Regions from separate parts of the Homo sapiens genome. Here all the other regions are linked to region 1. Evidence: chromatin loops called from intact Hi-C (ENCODE). Cell type or tissue: ascending aorta. All regions are shown on one strand.

Region 1 (2,500 bases):
AAAAAAAAACAGGAAAAACCTGGGGCAGGTCCAGGGACATTCTCCTACAGCTCACGGGGTGAGTAGGGTGATTTTACCCTTTGTCGGATTTACTCCAAAAGACAAAATGATGCCAAAGGCTCCAGGCAGGAAATCTCTAAACCCCCTCATTTGAGGGACAATCGCCCAGAGATGAGAGGCATCAGAGAATAGCTAGGTTGTGCCTGCGACCCAAAGAAGCAAGTCGGACGCAGGAGCATCGGCAACACTATGAGTAAGGTCTTCGCCCACACGACTCCTGGGGCAATTCCATTTTTATACACTGAACGTACAGCCCACGCTGATGAAGAGAAACTAGGGGAGAATGTTCAGATCCCGGTCCCTAGGCCTGGCAAGCCCCATAGACCCCACATCACATGTCGCAGGTTCCCCAGCTGGAAAGAGCCCCACTCAGCCCAGGAATCTGAAAGGCAATGCGCCTCTGTAACCACGTGGGGGCCCCCGTCCAAGGCGCCCTCCATCCTCAGCCTCTTAAGGACTTTTAAATGTTTATTTTTCTCTCGTTTAAAAATACTATCCTTGTTATTGAAAAATAAAAACATGAATTGGGAAAATAAAATGCGTAAAAACGGCCTGTGCTCTATTAAAGAAAACTACTTAGTCTATGTTGACATTTGTATGCTTCCAAACTTTCAAAACTATAGATACACATATACACGGTATATAATACTACATATGATGTCATATATTGTTTTAAAGTGTTAATTTTAAAACAAAGACAGGATCGTTCTGGACAGGCTTTTTCTCTTAAAATATCATGAACATCTGTCCATACCAATTTCTTCCCCAAAATAATGTTCAATGATGGTATTGCGTTCCATTGCTCATGCCATTAAAAAATATTTACTGTAATAAACACATGGTAGAAAATGCTAAGTAGCATCTACCGGTATATTCCTATTGTTCGAAGTATTTATTCCACTTCAAACACAGATGGGGATGAGTTACAGCTGCCCCCCGAAAACAGCCCAAACCTCCAGGCCCAGGACCTCGGGCGGCAGAAGTGCCTGTTCGGCCGCGCCGGGGCCCAGCTGGGCGAGGGGGCCACACTGCCCGCGGTCACCGGGGAGGGCCCTGCCTGGAAGCCCCTGCTTGCCCGCGGGCGCGGCCAGGCGGGTCTTATGAGGGGGACTCTTTCGGTAACCGAGTCCCTCGGCCTGGGTCGCGGGGCCAGCGCAGTGACTGCGCGCGCACACGCGGCAGTCGGGGAAGGGGCGAGGGGTCGGCCAGGGGTCGCGGGGTCAGCTCCCGGGCGCGGGCCAGGCGGGGTCGCGCCTGCAGTTCGCCTCCGGAGCTGCAGGTGGGGCTGTGCGGCTGCCTGCCTCCAGGAAGCCTCATGTGCCTTCGTCGGCCGCGCCGGCTCCCAGGATACAGTGCGGACCGGCCGGGCGCTAAAGGCGTTGACGCAACTGCGGGCGGCGCAGGGCAGGGGCAGTCAGGGAGCAGCGGCGGCAGAGACAGGGCTGGGCGGGCGCCGCCTGCGGAGAGCACCGGGAGGCGGGCCCTGCGTGGGGCCGCGCGCAGCAGCGGCGACGACTTTATCTGGGCCGCGGGGGACAGCGCAGGGCCATGGAGGAGGCGGCCGCAGCTCCGGTAAGGGCGACCAGCGCGCGCACGAACTCGCGGCCTGGATTCCCCGGGCGACCCGGGCCCGGCACACGGGGGCTGCGGGAGCCGAGCCGTACTACCGCGCCTGGGGCTCCGGGGAACAGGGCCGCGGCGTCTGCCGGGGCCTACTGCGCTTGCCAGCCGGGCCCCCCACTCCGGGCCGAGCCCGAGCGCTGGCGGAACGGTTGTCCCCGCCCCGGGCCGCCCCACGCCAAGATCCTTGGCCCCTCCGGGGCTTCCTGCCCCCGCCCCAGCCGCTGAACCCTACATCTGCGTCCCCCCACCCGAGGCTCTTTTCTCTGCTTGGCGCTCGGCCTGTGGGTCCCTCCCCCAGCTCCCCCCAGCGGCTTAGTGGTACCTGGGAGTTGTGAGGCTTCGAATCCGCGTATACCGACACCCCTTACGTGCCCAGCTCCCCAGGGTCGGCGCGGAAGGGAATATAGAGCCAGGTACTGCACCAAGTCCTGTTGAGGCCTTAGTCTGTCCTTCTGTCCTCACAGCAAGCCTGTGGGATGGGTACTGGTGTTATCTCTGTCATGCAAAAGAAAAACCTGGGGCTTAGAGAAGTTAACTTGCCCAGGCTTGCACACCTGGAAGTGTGAAAAGACACACAGTGGCTGTGTGTTCAAGGACCAGGCAGGCAGGTACGCGGGCAATAATTGTGCAAAATAGGAAGGGGTGAGTGTTGGCGCCCAGGTGGAAGCTTGCGGTGGGCTCCGGGGGAAGGAGTGTCAGGGGGCCTCTTGGTACCGCTGTCCACCCCTCCTGGCCTGATGCTCTGCGCCTCTGTGATTTGAGCCGGGCTTTTAGGGACGGCTAGGATTTCAGGCCCAGCTAGACCGGTGGTGCTTTC
Region 2 (2,500 bases), 780 kb before region 1:
AAAAAAAACACAACCCTGTAAACTTGAAAGTGACCTCGGTTAAACATTAAAGGCGGCAGCTCTTTGTTTATCAAAATGAGGCATGTGTTCAAAAGGTTTCCAAGTCACTGAACCAGGGTGTGGGCTCCCAGGGGGACTGGTCTCAGCGTGATTCCTCTTGGTATCCTCACAGCAAAGCCTGGCCCAAGGCTGAGCAGCACCCTCAGTGCCCAGCCAACACCCCCAAACCCAGCTCCCTTCATGCTGCTTCTCCAAAGGATCCTCTTCCCAGGACACTGTGTTCCTCTTAAATTGTTTCCCATTGTCCTCACAACAGCCCTGAGAAAGGGGCGGAGCAGGGTTATTGAGCCCCACTTTAAAGATGGGGAAACTGAGGCTCAGTGAGGTCAACATACTTGCCAAGGTCACAGAGCAAGGTGAGCCTGGACTAGGCCTTAAGTCTCCTGTCTCACTGTTGAAAGCTCTTTTCAATGTACTAGCTGCTCAACAACTAAACACTCCTCAAAACACACACACACCCCCCACTGCCACCATCCCAGCCGTCACAGAGCCATGCATTCCAAAGGGCCACTTCTCCTGTAGATGCACTGTCTACTGCCACCACTCCCACGACCCCCACCAAAACTTGGGCTCCTGCAGGGCCCTAAGGCCTGCCTCATCCATTCTCCCCAACCCCATCAGGGAAGCCGGCTGAATATTCCACTGGACCTCCCCGAAGGCCTCTCTTCACTTCCAGCCTCAGTCAACCTATCTGCAGAGTGGGGTCTCAGGGCCACCTCCTCTGTCTTCCGTACCCTCGAGGCCGGGGTGGAACTGACCCTGGGGAAGGAGACAAGTCCTACTTGCAAGAGACCCCACCCACAAGTCTTTTCCACAGGCAGCTGCACTGACATCTGCAAAGACAGATCATCAAAGTCCCCTTGGCCAATCTCAGCCCGGCCCTGTGACTGGGCAGCCTCCTCACTCTCCCCAGCTATACCCCTGACTGAGGCCCCGCCTGCACGCCGAAAGGCCCCCCGTCTCTCCCCCAAGTTCTTTCCTCCCATGCCACACTCACAGCCCAGCTGAGCCCCTGCTCCTCCGGTCTCCGGCCGCAGCTCTTTGCTCTACAGTCTGCGCTGCTCAACGCAAATACGGTAACTCTCCCGCAGCGACACCCGCGCCCCTTCTCCCCGCCCCCATAAAGACGGCAAGCGTCCCGCGACGTTGCTCTTATCAAATAGCTGCATTAATCGGGAGAGCTGACCCCACCCCACCCGACCTTACACACAACCTTGCCAACTTCTGCGGCCGGAGCAACCCTGGAGAAATATGGTAAACTCTGCGTCGCAACCCCACCCCCACGAAAATACGTAGGCCTCCACCCTGCTGCCGCAACCCACCCCGCCCGACTGCAAGCCCCAGCTCCCAGAGGGAATGAATGCAGCCCACCCCCCACGGCCGCAGCGCCCCCCCGCGGAGCCACGCAACCCTGGATAAATACGTAATTAAGTCCCGGCGCTCCCACTCCCGGAAAGGACCTGCGCGGGACCCGGCAAATACGGTAGCACGCCCGCAGTGACCCGCCCCCGAGGGTCCGGCTCTGGCCTCGGTAAATACGGTAACCTCCCGCCGCGGCCCCAGCGCGGCCCCGCGCGCACTCACATGGCGCCGCCTCCCGAGCCTTCCGTCTCCGCTGCAGCGCCGCAGTCGCCGGCGTCGTCGCAGCCGCACAGCAGCCCCGTGAGGCTGGGAGGTCTAACTCTCCGGCAGCCCGGCTGGCGGAAAACGGGGCTGCCAGCGCTGCGCCCGCCCGGGCCGGAGCGGCGACCATGCGGGGGCCGGTTCCGGGGCCTGAACGTCCCACGGAGCGGGCCCTCTCAAGCCCCCCGATCCGCCGACCCAGACATTCCCCCTTTCGGGATTCCCTGAGGCCTGCATTCGGCCGTTATAGCACCATCCCTATTTTCCTAATCCCAAGGCCAGGCCCACAAACCGCCCCCAGCGACAGGAAAGAGGGTCGGACGGAGGCGCCGGCCTTTCCCCGGGTGACATGGGCTGAGCGCCGGAGCCCGGCGGCGGAGCGGCCCTGGGCGAGGGTTTCAGGACTGGAGACAATAGTCAAAGGGGCCGAATCGAGGAGCTGCCCTCGCTGACAGTTTCGCCAAAGTCTGCCTGACTATATGGCCTGGGTTATATCACTAGAGTGACCAGAGGGAAAGGAAGAAGACATCAGGCCCCTGCTGACCCCACCTCCTCAGAACGGAACCCGCAGTCAAGCCAGAGATATCCCATAAAAGAGCAACTTACGACGTCTGGAGTAGCAGCGGGCGTGAGAGGGCAGAACCAAATTACAGCTTCCAGCTGCCATTTAATGATAATGTCCCTTACTCGGACATAACTTTGCCTTTTACAAAGCCCTTTTCCATGTTATGATCTCGTGGGAACCTTCCAATAACCATGTGCACCCTACCTTGTGTGGGTTTTATCCCATTTTATAGACGGGAAAATAAAATTGAAA
Region 3 (2,500 bases), 120 kb before region 1:
GGGCAGGACTGTTCTCAAATCTTTCCAACACAGGTCCTTATTAAATGTCATTCTTGTGATTAGCATATAATAAATTCTCAGTAAGTGTTAGTTGCTGTTGCTGTAGTTAGTAAACAGAACAGCTCAGGCAATGTTGGGTCAAGTTAGGGACTCGCCACTGCCAGGGAGAAGTAAGGGATCTGGCACGAAGTCAAGCCAATGTCAAGGAAACATTCCTGGAAAATACATGGTTTGCTTTAAGAGTCTAAATGAGAATGTGGTCTCTCTCTCCAAATATTTGCACACATTGGCACAAAACTTCAACATTTTACAATTATGCTTTCAATGGTCTTATTTGAGCCACACATTCAAACGATATTTTCTTTCTTTTTTTTCTTTTCTTTTTTTTTTTTGTGACGGAGTTTCGCTCTTGTTGCCCAGGCTGGAGTGCAATGGCGCGATCTCGGCTCACTGCAACCTCCACCTCCCGGGTTTAAGTGATTCTCCTGCTTCAGCCTCCCAAGTAGCTGGGATTACAGGCATGTGCCGCCACGCCCACCTAATTTTTGTATTTTTAGTAGAGACGGGGTTTCACCAAGTTGACCAGGCTGGTCTTGAACTCCTGACCTCAAGTGATCTGCCCGCTTTGTCTTCCCAAAGTGCTGTGATTACAGGATGAGCCACCGCGCCTGGCCACAATATTTTCAAGGTACAAATTCATCTTGGCCAGGCATGATGGCTCACACCTGTAATCCCAGCACTTTGGGAGGCCAGCGTGGAAGGATCACTTGAGCCCAGAAGTTTGAGACAGACCTGAGCAACATAGCAAGACCCTGTCTCTTTAAAAAAAAAAAAAAAAAAAAAAAAACCCGGCTGTGCGTGGTGGTGCACACCTGTAGTCCCACCTACTTGGGAGGCTGAGGTGGGAGGATTGCTTGAACCCAGGAGTTCCAGGCTGCAGTGAGGTATGACCATGTCACTGCACTCCAGCGTGGGTGACAGAGTGAGACCCTGTCTCAAAAAAAAAAAATCTCACATCAGACCTGACAGGTATATGAAATCCTAAATTGGGACGTGATGTTAAAGTTCATCTGGCTCTCATCATTCACTCCCTCCAAGTAGGAGTCCCTTCCACAGCCCCACAGGTGATGTCCTCATCTGAACCCAGCACCGCTGCTCGTGGCTGCCTCTCTGGAAGCCTGTGCCAGGATTAGGCACACACCTGATTCTCTCGGCAGTGGGGAACCTCCGAAGGAGGCTGCCCTTCCCCCACCTTCCAGCATGGTGACTGCAGAACCAAGCTCTGCTGTAGAAAGAGAGCTGGTAGCAAGGCGTCTCTTCACCCTCTGTCCAGTAATACACACAAGGTGGCTTCATATACAAGGCAGCGTGGGATCTCTGAGGAAGCCCTTAAGGTAATGTTCGGGAGTAGGAAGGTGGGCTTCACGACTTCTGTTTTCCCTTCAGCCCCCTACGGGGACCAGTTGCAGCCCTGAATTGTCATTGCCTCTCTTTCCCAGCAGATGGCGCCGAGGCGCTGGAACGGAAGCCCCTTTCCTTGACCAGCTCTCCCCTCCGAAATAGGGATTCCAGAAACGCAGGTTCCTGCCTCTCTGCCCGAGGTCTGGCAGAGCAGGTGGTCTCAGTGTGGTTTGATGGAGGAGCAAAGGCATTCCAGATTCAGAACAGCTTCCTGTTCTGCTCACAGCAGCCTCAAAGTCGATTGAAAGTTTCTGGCAAAATACAAATTATTTCCTGGGAGGAGGTAAGAGAATGGATTAATTTACTTAGTTTCCTAGTTGAGAATTTCCCAAGGTACTGGGACTCAGAGCAGATGTGTCATTATTGGTGGGGAGGGGAGGTAAAGGAAAGTCTGGCTCGATTATTCTCAGCTGCGACCCGGGACTGTGGCGGGGCTTGCACACACTCACAGCTCCTTCTGGAGACCTCCGCCCGCTTATCTTTGGGGGCCTGTGGTCCCTGCCTGGCCCACTGTTCTGGCGAACTGCGGCCGCCTAATGCAGTGCCACCAGCCTGCTGAGACGTACAGTGGCTGCTCCCGGGCTCCTGGCACTCTGAAATCTGGCATGCAATAAACGCATGCTGCCTGTGGAAGGCAGACAGATGCAGAAGTTCTCTGTGGTTAGCAGGGGGAATGGCTGGGAGGCAGCAGTGGTAAACTCTGATTGTTCTACAGTTTTGCCAACAAGAATGGTTCTCAATACGGGCTGCATGGCAGAATCTCCAGCAATTTATAAATATACCAATTGAATGTGTACGTTTTTGTATATTGTATTTTAATAAAAAGTTTATACACGCATACATATGGCTAGATAGATGATAGATGCCAACTCCATCTATCAATCATCTCATTCTCCATGAATGAGAATCTGTACAGGTGGGGCCTAAACCTGATTTTTTAAATCTCTCTCAAGTGACCCCAGTTTGCACTCAGGGAAGAGAACTGTTGCTCTATGAACTTCTCCATCATCTTAAAGATCCATGTCCAGATTACCACCAA

What was found. Hi-C counts contacts between places; a loop is a spot of excess contacts. Peaks named below come from ENCODE experiments on the same cell type or tissue, not always from the same donor. Only the 100,000 strongest peaks of a DNase experiment are listed, where the experiment ranks them.
Region 2: it touches region 1 in a loop (4-fold over the local background); 2 of 110 quality-filtered maps call a loop at or near these places.
Region 3: a loop joins it to region 1, with 2.6 times the contacts of the local background. A loop is called at or near these places in 11 of 110 quality-filtered maps.

What each region holds. Positions count from the first base shown.
Region 1 is chr7:149,623,674-149,626,173 of GRCh38, reverse strand. It overlaps the pseudogene ZNF767P. Among named protein-coding and RNA genes, the nearest start is that of TRC-GCA9-3, 11 kb to the left of the region's middle. RefSeq lists silencers at 1,027-1,776, 1,797-1,896. In ascending aorta, CTCF peaks have their summits at 480, 1,115 and 1,318; DNase peaks (open chromatin) are centred at 443, 1,403, 1,769 and 2,073; H3K4me3 peaks cover 2,000 bases; H3K27ac peaks cover 1,332 bases.
Region 2 is chr7:150,404,462-150,406,961 of GRCh38, reverse strand. LOC728743 (zinc finger domain-containing protein LOC728743) reads right to left here and starts at 1,286. Exons shown (of 3, transcript NM_001395976.1): 1 at 1,058-1,286. RefSeq lists enhancers at 1-13, 307-815 and a silencer at 1,524-1,983. In ascending aorta, a CTCF peak has its summit at 1,478; DNase peaks (open chromatin) are centred at 1,101, 1,641 and 2,083; H3K4me3 peaks cover 2,500 bases; H3K27ac peaks cover 2,500 bases.
Region 3 is chr7:149,741,351-149,743,850 of GRCh38, reverse strand. It overlaps LOC124901771 (a long non-coding RNA gene), which reads left to right and starts at 1,551. Exons shown (of 2, transcript XR_007060585.1): 1 at 1,551-1,744. RefSeq lists an enhancer at 1,416-1,945. In ascending aorta, a CTCF peak has its summit at 1,480 (motif pointing right); a DNase peak (open chromatin) is centred at 1,510; H3K4me3 peaks cover 1,036 bases.